Regions from separate parts of the Homo sapiens genome. Here region 2 is linked to region 1. A link is an interaction called in ENCODE POLR2A ChIA-PET data of the cell type or tissue named here. Cell type or tissue: GM12878. All regions are shown on one strand.

Evidence for each region. Peaks named below come from ENCODE experiments on the same cell type or tissue, not always from the same donor. Only the 100,000 strongest peaks of a DNase experiment are listed, where the experiment ranks them.
Region 2: POLR2A ChIA-PET joins it to region 1 with 13 read pairs; 1 of 35 experiments calls an interaction of 5 or more read pairs at or near these places.

The regions. Positions count from the first base shown.
Region 1 is chr1:213,048,195-213,056,194 of GRCh38, reverse strand. It overlaps RPS6KC1 (ribosomal protein S6 kinase C1), which reads right to left and starts at 4,954. Exons shown (of 15, transcript NM_012424.6): 1 at 4,686-4,954. The coding sequence starts at 4,790. RefSeq lists a silencer at 4,726-4,825. In GM12878, no CTCF peak of the experiment used is centred here; DNase peaks (open chromatin) are centred at 4,423 and 5,012; H3K4me3 peaks cover 1,721 bases; H3K27ac peaks cover 1,347 bases.
Region 2 is chr1:214,423,750-214,431,749 of GRCh38, reverse strand. The region is part of intron 3 of PTPN14 (protein tyrosine phosphatase non-receptor type 14); the gene reads left to right. Among named protein-coding and RNA genes, the nearest start is that of PTPN14, 120 kb to the left of the region's middle. RefSeq lists an enhancer at 3,821-3,870. In GM12878, no CTCF peak of the experiment used is centred here; a DNase peak (open chromatin) is centred at 3,749; H3K27ac peaks cover 790 bases.

The sequences.
Region 1 (8,000 bases):
GCTTGACTCAGTAAGCACCATGTAAGTGTTTGCTGTTATTACTCAACAAACACTAGCTACGTATAATAAAACTAGGATTTATACATTCTCCTGGTTTCAAAATAAACCCAAACTACTTTAAATAGGTGCAAAGCCAATGAGGTAGCTTGTGCCCACAATCCCAGGCAATAGGCTGAGGAGGGAGTAACACTTGAACCCAAGAGTTCAACCTGCAGTAAGCTATGATTGCGTCACTGCACTCGAGCCTGGGTGATGCAGTGAAACCCCCATCTCTGAAAAAGATCAATAAATAAAAATAAACATGTGCAAGACTGTATCCTGAGAATTACAAAGCACTGCTCATACTGAAGAGCTAAATAAATGAGGAGATATATTATGTTCATGGATCAGAGACAATATTATTAAGATATCAATTCTTCTGAAATTCATCTACATTCTCAATATAATCCCAATCAAAATCTGGACAGGCATTTTTGTAGAAACCAGACAAGCTGATTCTAAATTTTATACACAAATGCAAACAATCTAGAATAGCCAGAACAATTTTGAGAAAGAAAGAGTACTTAGACTACCTGATTTCAAAACTTAGTATAAAGCTACATAAACAAAGCCATGTGGTATCATGAGAAATAAAACCATATGTCCATACAAAGACTTGTATATGAATGTTCATAATAGCTGTATTCATAATGTCCAAAAACTGGAAACAACCCAAATATCCATCAGATAAAATGCAGTATATACAGATAAAATGCAGTATAACCATACAATGGAATATGAGTCAGCAATAAAAGGGAATGAAACACATGACAACATGGATAAATCTCAAATAATCATACTGAGTGGAAGAAGCCAGACCAAAAAAAAAAAGTGCATACTATATGATTCCTTGTATACAAAATTCTAGAAAATACAACCCAATCTATAGTGACAGAAAGCAAACCAGTGGTTGCCTAGAGATAGGGAATGAGGGGGAGTGACTGACTGCAAAGGAACATGAGGGAACTTGTGCAGTGATGAACATGGGTAGTTACACAACTGTATACATTTGTCAAAACTCATCAAATTGGACACTTACAATGGGTGAATTTTACTGTATATAAATTATGACTCAATGTAAATTAAATAAGTTATAATACAGCACTGTCTTTTGAGAATAAAAACATACCTTTTATACTCATGGAAAGAATACAGGCAAGAACTGCCATTCACCTACTGTTGCTGAGAAATCTATACTACAATATGAGAATTTTGTAAACTTAGCATGATGAAATAACTGAAAACACTGCTGATGGTTCTCTTACACTTGTGTCTCCTTCAACTAAAGAATCAAAGGGAACTTATGAAAGAATTTTCCAATTCTGAATAGAGGTACTTATTCTACATAAAAATTAAGAAATAACACTGAGTTTAACTGCAGAATCTGTTAGTATGCTTGCAACTGGCCTCAAAATCATCTAACCTTGCCAGATTTCAGAGAACTGCAAAAAAGCACAAAGGAGATTTAAGAAGATGAAAAAGCTCTTTTGCTATCCAAAATTTAACATTGGTACTTCCAATGATTAAAACTCTACTCCTACAGAAATAACCCTGCAAGGATCAAAAATATAGAAAATTGTTCCTTGAAGCTAGAAGTAAATCAGTAGTAGAAAATATACAGAAGACATTCTTAATTTTTATCTCATGAAGTTCTCTCAGGAGAGCACTATTTACCTGGTTAATTATCCTGAAAAAAGGTGTTTTTCTCCTTAACTCTCAAGAAATATTTTATAATACTAAGCACAGTTATTTTAAAAGTATGTCTCCACGTTGACTCTCAGACCTTACATTTTAAAAACAAAATCTGTAACATAAGCAATAAATGAAGACATAAATATTTACGGGAAGAAAAAAGGCAGTCTGTGCAATTTTCAAGTTCAAATAACCAGAGCAATATGTAACATGCATATATATAAATGTGGTTAGTTCTAAGGCAATGTGCTACTTTATCTTCTAGTTTATATTGTCAAAACTTAGCTCAGTAAATAGGTCACAGCTTCAGATATTTAAGATCTGAATTTGGCCAATGCGGTGGCTCACGCCTGTAATCCCAGCACTTTGGGAGGCTGAGGTGGGTGGATCACCTGAGGTCAGGAGTTCGAGACCAGACTGGACAACAAGGCGAAACCTCGTCTCTACAAAAAATAGACAAATTAGCCGGGTATGGTGGAGGGCGCCTGTAATCCCAGCTACTTGAGTGGCTGAGACAGGAGAATCACTTGAACCCAGGAGGCGAGGTTACTGTAAGCTGAGATAGCGCCACTGCACTCCAGCCTGGGCAAGAGAGCGAGACTACGCCTTGGAAAAAAAAAAAAAAAATTCTGAATTTGGTTAACCTTTCCTTTTGTAAAGTAACAATACAAATAATTATACTCAGTGCTTCCAATTCCAGTTCCACACACATTCATACCTCCAGGTCTTTATGGACTCTACCCCTTCAACTGTCTACCTTTTCATACCCTCTCCTTTTCTGGATTCTTCCCCTCTTTCAACTATCTTGATTGGTACATATTCCCCAATCTCTTGATCCAGAAGCAATCTGTCTTCCCACAGCCCTTTTCTGTAGTGTCTGCTGGAACTTCCTGTGTTATATCACACTTAAGTATACTAAACTCTCTTCTACTATGAGTATCCTTGAAAGGAATAAAGATCCCTGCTTTATTCAGCCTTATGTCCCTCAGTATTTAGTGCCTGGATCTAAACATTTATTGGGTGTGCTCCGTACAATGAAGAGGAAAACATTCAACAATGTTTTTCAGGCACTGTGTGCCATGCACATGCATGTTCTTTTATCTATTATTTGATATAAGCAGAAACAAATGCCAATGATAGAGAACTGCTCTAAATCCACTAAGAGACACAGACATGCAACTAAATTAATACAATATAACTTTCCTGTTAAATTAACGGATAAGTAGGATGCTGTGAGAGAAACATTACGTATGTTGAAAACTGTTCTGATTCCATACACTATGTGTTAGGAAACTAAGCCTAGATTTTCAAAGGGCCCAATGACTAGAAAGGTTTCAAGAGTGGTATAATAAGGGCCCCTCACTCTCACAAAATTTCTTACACAACCTGAAACTAACATTCCACCCATGTAACAACCTTAAGTGCAAGCAGGGAGCAACAAACATCCCTCTATTCTCCGAACAGCAATCGGCAATAGCAGGTCAGGTCTTCTCATTATCTTTATACAGACATGTTCATCTATCCCTCCTTCTCACATTTATCTGAATTGTGCACCATTTCCATACATCACGTGCCACTCCCATGCCCCAAACTGATCTATTTAACCTTTAAGATTCTTCTCAGGCTGGGTGTGGTGGCTCATGCCTGTAATCCCAGCACTTTGGGAGGCCGAGGCAGGCGGATCAACTGAGGTCAGGACTTCGAAATGAGCCTGAGCAACATGCAGAAACCCCATCTCTACTAAAAATACAAAAAATTATCAGGGCATGGTAGCACATGCCTGTAATCCCAGCTACTCGGGAGGCTGAGGTAGGAGAATCGCTTGAACTCAGGAGGCAGAGGTTGCGGTGAGCAGAGATCATGCCATTGCACTCCAGCCTGGGCAACAAGAGCGAAACTCCGTCTCAAAAAAAAAAAAATTATTCTGAAGGCCTGCTTTACATCCTCCAAATGTATATTGAACTACTGTTACTTAATCTGTACCTCTCTTCTTTAAAAATTGATAAAGTTAATTATTAACATTTTATATAACTTGGAGTTAGGCAAAACTGGTTTCAGATCCCAGACAGATCTGCTACTGCCTTGCAATGTAAAGTTGGGCAAGTTACTAAACTTGCTTTAATCTATTTCTTCCTCATTAAAATGAGAATTAAATTGGGTGATGTGCATAAAATGCCTACTATACACATATATTCATGCACACATACGTCACATACATATATACTTATTTAATTTTGATTTATTCTTACTTTCCTAGAAGATGCAGACTCTCTTTAAAACTCAAGGCAAAAGCAATGAAACATAAAGTGGGTACTAAAAATTGGACCAGTTAGTTGATGTAAAGGAGCCTCCCAACTTTAAAATGTGCCCTCATGGTAGCTCACACAAGCCACCCTCAGCAGATTTTTTTCACGTCTCCTACTGAAAAACATGAAAAACTCAAAGGTTTGACAAAGCCCGGATCCACAGTTCCTAGGTTGGTGGCCTAACACTGACATCTGTCCCAAGAATCTGTCTTTCTCACAGCAAACCTGATAAAGGTCAAGAGAAAAAACAACTTATATTACATAAGCCAAACAATACATAAATTAACACTTTTTAATCTGCATTATCTTCCTGGAGCAAGCAAAACCACTTCTGCAAATTGCGAACTCAGAAGAGAAAGTCCAAACGGGATGGGAACTGAGTCATCAATTTAAAACCATCAACCACTGACTGCCCCACCCCCAGAAAGAGGACTCTACCACGACCTACTACAGTGAAGCCCTGGGCATATCACACTCAGCCACTACTCTAAAAATCCCAACCTCCGACACCCAAGTCCCGCCAGTAGGAGCAGCACCCAGTCCCACCCTCGGCTCTGAGCCAGAGTCAGGTACCCTCACATCAGGGTCCCCACCCCAGATCCTCAGGTCCCAATCCAAGCTCTACCCCAGCCCGACACCGGCACTCACCCGGGCGGTGACCTTATATACTGTGTAGCCCCTCGGGTGTCGCTGGGGCTCGGTGACAGTGTAGAAACGGGCCAGGTCGGCACTCCGCTCCCGGTAAGAGGTCATCCTCCCGCCGCCTCTGCCGCCGCCGCCACCCGCCCGGGATCATGAGGGAAACCCGGCGCCGCCGCGGTCCAGGTTCCCCAACGCAGCGGCGAAGCGGCGAGGGGGCGGTGGCTCCAAGGCGGCTCCACGGCGGCGCCTCAGCTGCACAGCTCTGCTTCCGGGTCAGCAGAGAAGCTTCCGGGCCAGGCTATCTCCCGCTTCTAGGGGGAGGGGAGACTCCTCCTTAGATTCTAGCCCCTTTGGGGCACCTGGGACTGGCCTGTAGTTGAAGACTAAGGGGTCGCGCTGCCACCCCCGTCACTGCGGAGACCTCAGGCCTCTCCACTAAAGACGACCTCTTGTACGCTAGCTCCGTCACCTTTTATGAGATTTTATGAGAGTTGGTATAGCCACGCCACACCGGGAGAGCGTGGTCCTCCCTGCCTCCGCCCCGCCGTGGTACAAACTTAAGTGGAGTGTTGAAGGGATGGAGAGATACCATAGCCTAGCACCTTCTTTCCTTACCTATTCACAGCCTATCATTTTAAATACCCACAGCAACATCTCATTCTCTGAGACATATCCCTTACTTCTTTCTAAGACGAATTTCCTTCCATTGAGCGCCTTTCTGTAACACATCTGCACAGCAAGCCCCCAACCCAAAAAAGCTCCCAAGCCAATATCAATCTTTTAAAAATCCCCACAGGTTCGAAAATCTGGAGTCCGCCTCTGGCTAGAAGAAAGAAATATGTCACTCGACCTCTCCGAGTCACTCACTACAGTTTCCAATTTCAGCTGAGGTTGTTATCAACGCTTGGCAGTTCCTTTATCTTTTTGTGATCAAGGTTCCTTTTCATTCCACAAAATATTCATGCCAAGTCTTTGCCATTATCCTAAAGACTCTGTTCCTCTTCCTTTTGCCTCCCTACTCTCCGCACCACCACTCTTCTTTACAGGGAAAAAAGAAGAGGAAGAAGCAGCTATGGCCCTTAGTACCAATTCCTTTGTCTTCTCACATTTCCATGCCAGTCTGAAACGTACACATATCACTTGCTCATTTTTACAGCTAATGACTCCACATGTGATCTGAATCCCATCCTCTTTGGCAAACCTTAAGACACTGTTTCAATGACATTCCAAATCTCCTTTCTGTATGTTTAATCTCTTTCTCACCACTGGCTCCTTCTTTTCAACCTACATATATCTAAGTCTATTAGTCATTCATTAAACCTGAATTCACCACCTACTATGTGCCAGACATGATGCCAATTTGGCATTGGAGTTACAAAGATAGTCCCTGTTCTCCGACCGGGCGCGGTGGCTCACGCCTGTAATCCCAACACTTTGGGAGGCCGAGGCGGGCGGATTACCTCAGGTCAGGAGTTCGAGACCAGCCTGGCCAACATGGTGAAACCCCGTCTCTACTAAAAATACAAAAAATTAGCCAGGCGTGGTGGCAGGCGCCTGCAATCCCAGCTACTTGGGAGGCTGAGGCAAAAGAGTCGTTTGAACCCGGGAGGTGGAGGTTTCGGTGAGCCAAGATCGCACCATTGCACTTCAGCCTGGGGGACAAGAGCAAGACTTCTCTCAAAAAAAAAAAAAAAAAAAAAAAGGTAGATAGTCCCTGTTCTCAAGTACCATCTAGTAGGAAAAATAAAGACACAAAATATACTGTGATAAGTACCATGGTGAATGTATATATGGAGTACTAAAGAGCACATCAATTCAGGATGGAAGATCGCCTAAGGCTTTCTGATAGAAGACTGAGTCTTGGAAGAGAGATGGGAGTTAGCCAGGAGAGAAGGGAGTAAAGGGCATTATTCATTTTGCCTTCTTTTCTTCCTTTCTTTCTCCTTCCACTCACCGTCAAAGTTGTTTAAGTTGATTTTAAAGTAATCTACATCAACATTGCATCATCACCCATTTATTCCCATGTCCAATTCAATCTGGTTTCACCTCTATATTGCTACTCTGAAACTGCTCTGAAAACAGTTTCCAGTGACCTCAATTTGCCCAATATTTCTGGATTTTGAAAGTCTCTGACCATTTCTACCTTTTTAAAACTTTTGTATATTCTTAGCATATGAGTCAGCATTATTTCTCTTTTCTCTTTTATACTCAGATGACTTGCTCTTTTTTCAGTCTCCTTTGCTGGTTTCTATTCCTTCCAAGAACTTTTAGTATTCTTGTTTCTCAAGATTTTGCCTTTGATCCTTTGTTCTTTATTCCCATTGACTTGCAAATGTCTATCTCCCAGCATATCTCTCTTCCAGGACTTGACTCACTTTACCTACATCTTTATTATATATCTAACACTGGAAACAGAACAAATCAAAATCTCAACATTTTTTCCCCTCATATACCTATTTCTATCTCCATGACTGGTTTTACTCTCCATTTAATTACATTAGTTAGCTATTTGATATCATCCTTAGCAACTTCCTCTCCATGTTCTCTGAGTTTCTTTGATTTACCAGATATTATTGATTAAAAATTTAAAAAGTGGAAAAACATGTGCCACGAAAACACTACTAGAAATACTTAAGACAAAGAAATATGATCAGGAATAAAGAAGGACAAAACTTAAAGAATTCAATTCATAAAGAAGACAGAGCAATTCTAAATGTGTATATACCTAATAACAAAACTAAAAATGTAAAAAGCAAAAACGATTAGAACTAAAAGAAGAAATAGACAAATCCACAATTATAGTTAAAATTTCAACACTCAGGCCTGGCATGGTGGCACATGCCTGTAATCCTAGCACTTTAGAAGGCTGAAGTGGGTAGATCACTTGAGGCCAGGAGTTCAAGACCAGCCTGGCCAACATGGCAAAACCTCATCTCTACTAAAAATACAAAAATTAGCCGGCGTGGTGGCACATTCCTGTAACCCCAGTCACTTGGGAGGCTGAAGCACAAGAATCACTTGAACCAGGGAGGTGGAGGTTGCAGTGAGCCAAGATCATGCAACTGCACTCTAGCGTGGGCAATAGAGCAAGAATCTGTCTCAAAAAAAACAAAAAAGATTTCAACGCTCCTCTCTCGGTAATTGACAAAACATGTAAACAAATAAATGAATAAGGATACAGAAAACCTGAAAAGCTCTATCAACCAACTCTACCTGATAGACATTTATAGAACACGCCACTCAATAGTAGCAGAAAATGTTTGTTTCAAGTGTACAGAAAACATTCAACAAGTCAGGCCATATCCTGGGCTATAAAATAAA
Region 2 (8,000 bases), 1.4 Mb before region 1:
GAAACTAAGGCACAGAGAGGTTGAGTAACTTGCCCGCACAGTTTGAGTACATGACAGAGCTGTGATCCAAGCCTACACAGTGTAGCTCCAGAATCCACACATTTACCACTATGTGCCGTACCTTTCCAGTTAAATCCATTCTAGTCCGCTGTGCCCCCAATTTATGTCTTCTTACCTCCAGCCTTAAATATAACGAAATGGTAAAGAGCACAGGCTTTACAGTCAGACAGACTTGGATTTGAATTCTGCTCTGCCATTCACTCTTTGTATGTTCAGGTGAGTTATTTATCCTTCTTAAGACTCAGTTTCTCCATGAACAGAAGCTCTTGTGAAGATTATACTGGTTAATAAACAGAAAAGCACACTTTGTAGTACCTAACACTATCATCATTATTATTTGACCTCCCAATTTGTATCTGTACCACCCATTTATATAATGTGGTGTACATACCAACTCTAAAGCATCCTTCTAAAGGATTGCTTTCATCATTTTCCTTCCTTTGTCAAAAATACATAATGTCTTACCATTGCTTAGAAGATAAAGACAGACATCCAGAGGCATTTGAAGCATGGCAAGCCTCTGTCTTCCTTTTTGTCTTCTGCTTCCTTACATAGCCCTATTTTACTTGTCTGTGCCGTTCAATGTCTCTGGACACCCTGGGTTTCTCACTTCTTCCTCTGCTCTTTGCAGTACTTGAAGTATCTCCCTTTTCCTCTTTCCTTCTTGCCTTAGAAGCCTCCTTTGCCTTCCAGACTCACCTCTGGGCATTCATTCAACACATTAATTATTTTCAAAGTATAAGGTATTCTGCAAGATATAGAGTGGCACAAGATGTCAGTCCTGTCCTGAATGGGGTTTTCAATCTATTTGGGTAGATTAGATGGTCACATAAAAATATTTGAGCAACATATTAGTATGTGTTGGATGCCAGCTGAAGGTACCTTTCATGGGTGGAATGATAAGGAGGAGCTTTGGAGACGGGCATTATTCAGTGATCTCCAGAGAAACAGAACTAATGAGATGTATATGTAAATAGGGAGAGAAACTTATTTTAAGGAATTGGCTCACATAAATGGAGAGACTTGACAAATGCAAAATCTGCAGGGCAGGCCAGCAGGCTGGAGACCCAGGGAAGATTGAAGTTCAAGTCCAAACACAAATTCTTCCTTCTGCGTGGTCCATCTTTTCTCTGTAAGACCTTCAACTGATTGGACGAGACCCATTCATATTGTGACAAGCATTCTGCTTTACTCAAAGTCTACTGATTTAAATGTGTTAATCTCATCAAAAAATACCTTCACAGAAGCATCTAGAAAAATGACCAAATATATGGATATCGTGGCCTAGCCAAATTGACACATAAAATTAACCATGACAAGAGATGTCCCTGGAATTGGGGCTTTGAAGAAGACATTGGATTTTGGTGAGTCAGCATTGTTAGGCAGGAAAACAGCCTGGACCAGGGGCTATAAGCCTGTTATCTCTCCCAAATACCTAAAGCGGTAGCTCCCATCAGTATCAAGGGCTCACTGATGGATGAGCGGAAAGTGTGAAGGGAGAACATTCCGAGCCAAGGAAATTATGTAAGAGGGGAGGAAAATTGCAATGCAAAGTCCTCAAGGATACCTAGAATGTGGTAGGAAGCAAATAATCGTAGCACAGTTAGCCCTGGATTTATATTTCAGCTAAAGAATTTCTTAAAGTTCAAGGTTTCCCTATTACTGTTGGGTCACACGTTCACAGGATGAAATCTCCTTCTGTATCTTGAAACTAAGTCATGCAATTTCTTCTTTAGAATTTTAATCTGATGAGGTCATTAAGGAAAAATATTTTCTTAATCTAGAATTCCCAGTATGTTCATTATAAAATAAATTCCTTTTCTTTCTTCTCATAAAACCCTGTTTTGAAAAAATGTATCTACCTTTAGTACTTCCTAAAATTATTTTGTCAAATACCCTATATTGATCCTTAGCATGAAGTAAGTAGTGTAACTTAACACAATTTTACATAATTAATATTCTAGTTGGCTTGGACAGCCCATTTTGGGCAAAATATCAAGGATTTTTCATTCATTGTTCATGCATGCATTCAATAAGTTTACTTGAAGACCATTTGGGGGATAAAAAAATAAATATTTACTGAGCATCTGTTATATACAAGGAAACTTCTGGTTACTGGTAATACAGCACTGAACAAAACAGATGAAGTCCTTGATCTCCTGAAAGTCACCTTTTTTCAAATATTTGTAGTAGTTTATGACTGTCAATGTTTTTACAGAGTTCAAATTAAGAATTATAAAAGCATGTAGTACTCTAGCTATCTGAATCATCAAAATCAGCTACCAAATTGTATTCTCTCAAACAATTGTGAAACAATGCATTTTAAATACTAAATAATAGCTTGTTTTCATGTAATATTATTACAGATCTCCTTCACTGAGAAGATAATAAACATATAGAAGATGGTCATGTGAACATATCTATTTCTGGGTGGTAAACTATAAAGGAGTCCATTATGTTTATTCTTATTTGCATATACTTATGATCATATTCTTCTTTAGACTTAAATCTGTGATCATGACTTTTATGAGGAAATCATCCTGTCTATAAGCATGGTCATGCCTTTAAGAATTCATGAAAATTATACGGAACGGGCTAACATGAAAAAGTGAGGCAATATTTGGGATTTCATTCTGTGAGGAAAATGTACTGGACTTAGTTTACTAATGTAAAGTCGGTGGTGGCTCTAGGTGAGTTTTCATAGAAACAAGAAACTTCAGATGGCAGAAATGCATGGCTTAGTAACTATATTATTAATTGCACAAACTTGTTTTTTCTCCCCAATCTTTTTAGTGCATGCCTTTTGATCAAGTTATACTGCAAAGACCATTTTTAAAGTTACAAAAAATGATGATGTTTTTAAAGTGTAGTGGTTTGATAATAGGGCTCAAGTGGGAAGAAAGGAAATACCCTTTATTTGGGCCTTCCAGAGATTTTGCCAAACCCTGGGTGAGAGCAGTGTTTCATTTCCTGATTCCTACCACCTGTCCACTTATTCACTGCACATTTACTACATGGTCTCTTTGCCATTCTTAATCTGGACTCAAAAGTCAAATAATAGAAATCAGAGGGAAATATGTGTGGACTTCGTTCTATAAAGATAGTTCTTTTACAAAAATAGGCAGAGGATTTGAGGGACAAGGAAGAGGAAGAAGATGATAAAAAGGAAAAGGGAGAATCCATTACTATATCAAAGATACTTCCTCTTTTAAAATGATTAGATAAAATGTTTGACTGACGTGGTTTGATGACTATTTTGAATATGTAGGTTTTAATGAAAGATTATGTGGTTATAATTTTTAGAAGACAGTCAAATCCGTTTCCCCCAAATCTGTTTTGTCTGTCAGTTTTCAAAAAGTGAGAAGTCTTTATCTGAAAGGTTTAGTTTAGTTGCTCAGGCCAAAAATCTTGCAGTCATCCTTGAATTCTTTCTCCCATACACCACATCCAGCCTTCAGAATATGTCTGGATTCTGACTACTTCCTTCTGCGTCCACTGTAACCTCTCTAATCCAGTCTGCTGTCATTTTTTCTGACTGGCATTTCCGCTTCCACCCTTGCCCCTCCCAGTCCAGTGTCTACAAAGCAGCCAGTACCATCTTGTAAAATGGGTGCCTGTTTATGCAGCTCCTTTGCTCAGTACCTTCCACTGGTTTCCCATCTTACTGTCGTCAGAACCCTTACCGTGCCCTGCGAGGCCTTTTGTGGTTTGTACCACTTCCTGCCTTTTCTGTCAGCCCAACGATTCATCCTCTTGCTCACTCTTTGCTACATTGACCTCTTGAACATTCATGAATGCACGACACTAGCTCTCCTGAAAGCCTTTCTACTTGCCATTCCCTTTGTTTGAAGTGAAAACCTCCATCCCCCAAATATCCACATGGCTAGCTCCTCATTTTTTTTTCAGATCTTTGCTCAGAGTTCGCTTTTATTAGAGAAACCTTTCTTGACCACCTCCTACCTTGCTACTCTCTGTGTCTCTTGCCTGCTTTTTTCTCATTGGACCTATTGTTTATTTACTTGATTTTTGCTTGTCTTCCCCACTAGACTGTGAGCTCCATGAGCAAGAGCAGAGAATGGGTTTGTTTTGTTCACTGTGATATCCCTAGTGCCTAGAATAACTCCTGGCATGTAGTAGGTGCTCATTAAGCTTTTGTCAAATATGAATGAATAAATAATGGAATATATGTATGTATATACTTCTGATATTTTACCAGTAAACTAAGTTGGTTTACTTTTTAAATGAAAGTACTATAAAAGGATAAGAAATCATTATACTAATTTAATAGAATCTGACAGCTTTTATAATGATTTCTATTCAATACATTTTATGCTGGTTTCATGAACATTAACAAATTATAGGAGGCCTTATATTTTCTGCAATCATAATTTTTTTTTTTTTTTTTTTTTTTTTGAGATGGAGACTCACTCTGTCGCCAAGCTGGAGTGCAGTGGCACGATCTCGGCTCACTGCAAACTCCAACTCCCTGGTTCAAGTGATTCTCCTGCCTTAGCCTCCCGAGCAGCTGGGACTATAGGCATGCACACCATGCCTGGCTAATTTTTGTATTTTTAGTAGAGATGGGGTTTTACCAGGTTGGCCAGGATGGTCTCGATCTCCTGACCTTGTGATCCGCCCGCCTCGGCCCCACAAAGTGCTGGGATTACAGGCGTGAGCCACCACGCTGGCCTGTAATCATAATTTTTTTTAGGAGAAGCCTGCTGAGATTTTTTTATTTTATTTTTGTTTTTAAAGAGAGAATTTGAATACCTACTTAGTACTTCTCTTCTGGAGAGTGCTCTCCTTTGAATATGGCCTGATGCCCGCAGGGTGTGCCCCGTACAGCCACTGACTGCCCCACACTGGCATCTTCCCTGGGCTTCACGCCCCTGAATTTTTGGTTCCTAAAGAGACATTTAATGCGCTCCTATTCTGGTTTCTAATGAGAGAGTTTTAAGTTCTTAAGTCTAGGATGAAAAGGAGGAGTGTGTTTGTAGCAGCCTTCTTTCATGAAATGAAAGAATTGAAGAATTTCTCTGATTTGGGAATTATAGTTCTCTGCTTGGCAATCCTCCATCCCTCTACCCATGTCCTAAACAAAAGGTTTCCTATATTTATGTGTAGTTACTTGTCACTTTGGCCATCATTTTTTTTTTTCTCTAGGAAGTTACAGTTTCTAACTTAAAGTTTACTATGTGTCAAGAGTTATAAAAGATGGTCTTGTAGAAACTAAGGCAATTAGAAAACTAAAACTCTAAAAGAAGAAAGGATGTTCAAAATGATTTTTAAATTGCATTTAACAAATGAAGTATCTCCTCCTTTAATCCTAGAGCCTCAAGAAGGGTTTGAAAGGAAGAATTGTAGAGAGACATTTCCATGCTTGAAAATATCAAGCATGATTTTGGCAGAAATCACAGCATAGGAAGATACTAGATTCTTGGGCAGTGAGATGTTTGCTGGTTTGGTATTTTATCTCTGGCAGTTGTTGCCACATTTGATGTCTTCAGCTGCTTTGAAGATTCTGCAAAAGAAAATTATTCATTTCTAACATTAAAAATTCATTATGTTGTCAATGGATTCATGTTGTGATCTGTTTATAGCCTTCTGTAGTTTTTTTCTCTTCTTCCTTCCTTTTTTTTTTTTTTTTTTTTTTTTTTGCGATTTATGCTCCAGATTGTAGAAACTATAGACTAACCTACTACACAGGCACAATGTTGTAATAAAAGAGCACTTGACTGTAAAATCAGAAGACTTGGCAAGTCACCTACCCCCTGGGAGCCTCCGTTTCCCCGTGGATAAATGGGATAGTGGCTATCTTGCAGGGTTGTTGCGAATATTAAATGACAGGAAATATTATACATGACAATTCTTGGAAAACAACTGCGCAAATGCAAAGGGCTATCATTGTTAATAACTATTTGAAGGCTCTGATTTCTTAATATCTAGAGAAATTGATAAAAATTCCAATTGTGGAGAATTCAGTTCTTCCAAAGCTTTTGATAGACATGTGGTGTGTTTTTATTATTTTTTTCATAGTACACTAGGAACAACGTAAAGTTTCTTTCAGCCAGTATGTAATTGACTGTCTTTTAAATATGTGGCCATAATAATATCCTGCTTTAATGTGAATGCATAGTAAGGCGGTCTGTTGGGGGAAATACAGACATGAACAAGGCAGTCTTATAAAACAGCAAAGGAGGCAAAATAGATGCACATAATTAAGTTGTTTGATCAGTACCATGTTAGAGTTACAAAATCAATGGGAACACAGAGGGCGGAATGAGTTATTCCAATTTGTTGACTGGGGAAAGGCTTTATATTATGTAATACCTAGAGTGTAGGTGATTTTGTTTTTTTCTTTCTGCTGAGTCCAGTGTTGTTTTATGCCACCTATTTGGGTGGCTAACTTCCAGAAAAGCATTCTTTTTTACCCACTGGGTGTCTCTGAGTCAGTAAATGATCATAATGCTTTTTGTGCAACTACCAAGTCTAGGATCATCTACTGAGTCTGTGAATTGTAGAATAGAGAGAGGTGGTTCCCGCCTTCAAGGTACTTCTGGGCTAGTAGGGTGCTAAATAGAGATTGATGGGCTGGATGGACCTGGTGGCCCATGGCTGTAATCCCAGCGCTTTGGGAGGCCGAGGCAGGTGGATCACTTGAGGCCAGGAATTCGAGACCAGCCTGGCCAACGTGGCATAACCTCTGCCTCTACTAAAAAAAAAACAGAGATGGATAGGCATGTTATCATTACAAATGCATAAAATCTTTAATATTAAATTGCTGTGATTGGGGAGAGGCTGAACATGGATCATAGTGGCCACATGGAATGTAGGGTGGGCGGGCCGGGCACGGTGTCTCACACCTGCAATCCCAGCACTTTGGAAGGCCAAGGCATGGAGATCGTCTGAGGTCAGGAGTTCAAGACCAGCCTTGCCAACATGGCAAAACTGCATCTGTACTAAAAATACCAAAAATAAAAAATAATAAAACAAAGTTAGCCAGGTGTGGTGGCACACACCTTTAGTCCCAGCTACTCGGGAGGCTGAGGCAGGAGAATCACTTGAACCCGGGAGATGGAGGTTGCAATGAGCCAAGATTGCATCACTGCACTCCAGCCTGGGCAACAGAGCAAGACTCTGTCTAAAAAAAAAAAAAAGAAAGAAAGTGGGGTGTCCCACTCAATTGTCTCACCACAGGTCCATGCTATGGAAATTAAAGTCATCCAGCAGGATCTCCGAATTATCTCTCATATTGCTGACTTCTGAGCAGATAGCCCCTATTTTGCTATTTCTGATAAACATTCCATCCAGCTTTTGTGTTTGTTTGTTATGTCTGTGTTTTCAAACGTTCTTTTAATATGGGTTACTTGTGTGGTACTCTGATTTTTTTTTTTTTTAATAGAGTCTCACTCTGTTGCCCAGGCTGGAGTGCAGTGGTGCAATCTCGGCTCACTGCAACCTCCACCTCCCAAGTTCAGGCAATTCTCTGCCTCAGCCTCCTGAGTAGCTGGGATTACAGGCGCCCGCCACCACACCCAGCTACTTTTTGTATTTTTCATAGAGATGGGGTTTCACCATCTTGGCCAGGCTGGTCTTGAACTCCTGACCTTGTGATCCACTTGCCTCAGGCTCCCAAAGTGCTGGGATTACAGGCATGAGCCACCGTGCCCGGCCAGTACTCTGATTTTTTGTTGTTACTGTTTTGTTTTGAAACTGAGTCTCACTCTGTCACCCAGGCTGGAGTGCAGTGGCGCGAACTCTGCTTACTACAACCTCCGCCTCCCAGGTTCAAGCGATTTTTCTGCCTTAGCCTCCCTAGTAGCTGGAATTACAGGCGTGAGCCACCATGCCTGGCTAATTTTTGTATTTTTAGTAGAGACGTGGTTTCACCATGTTGGCCAAGCTGGTCTTGAACTCCTGACCTCAAATGATCCACCCAC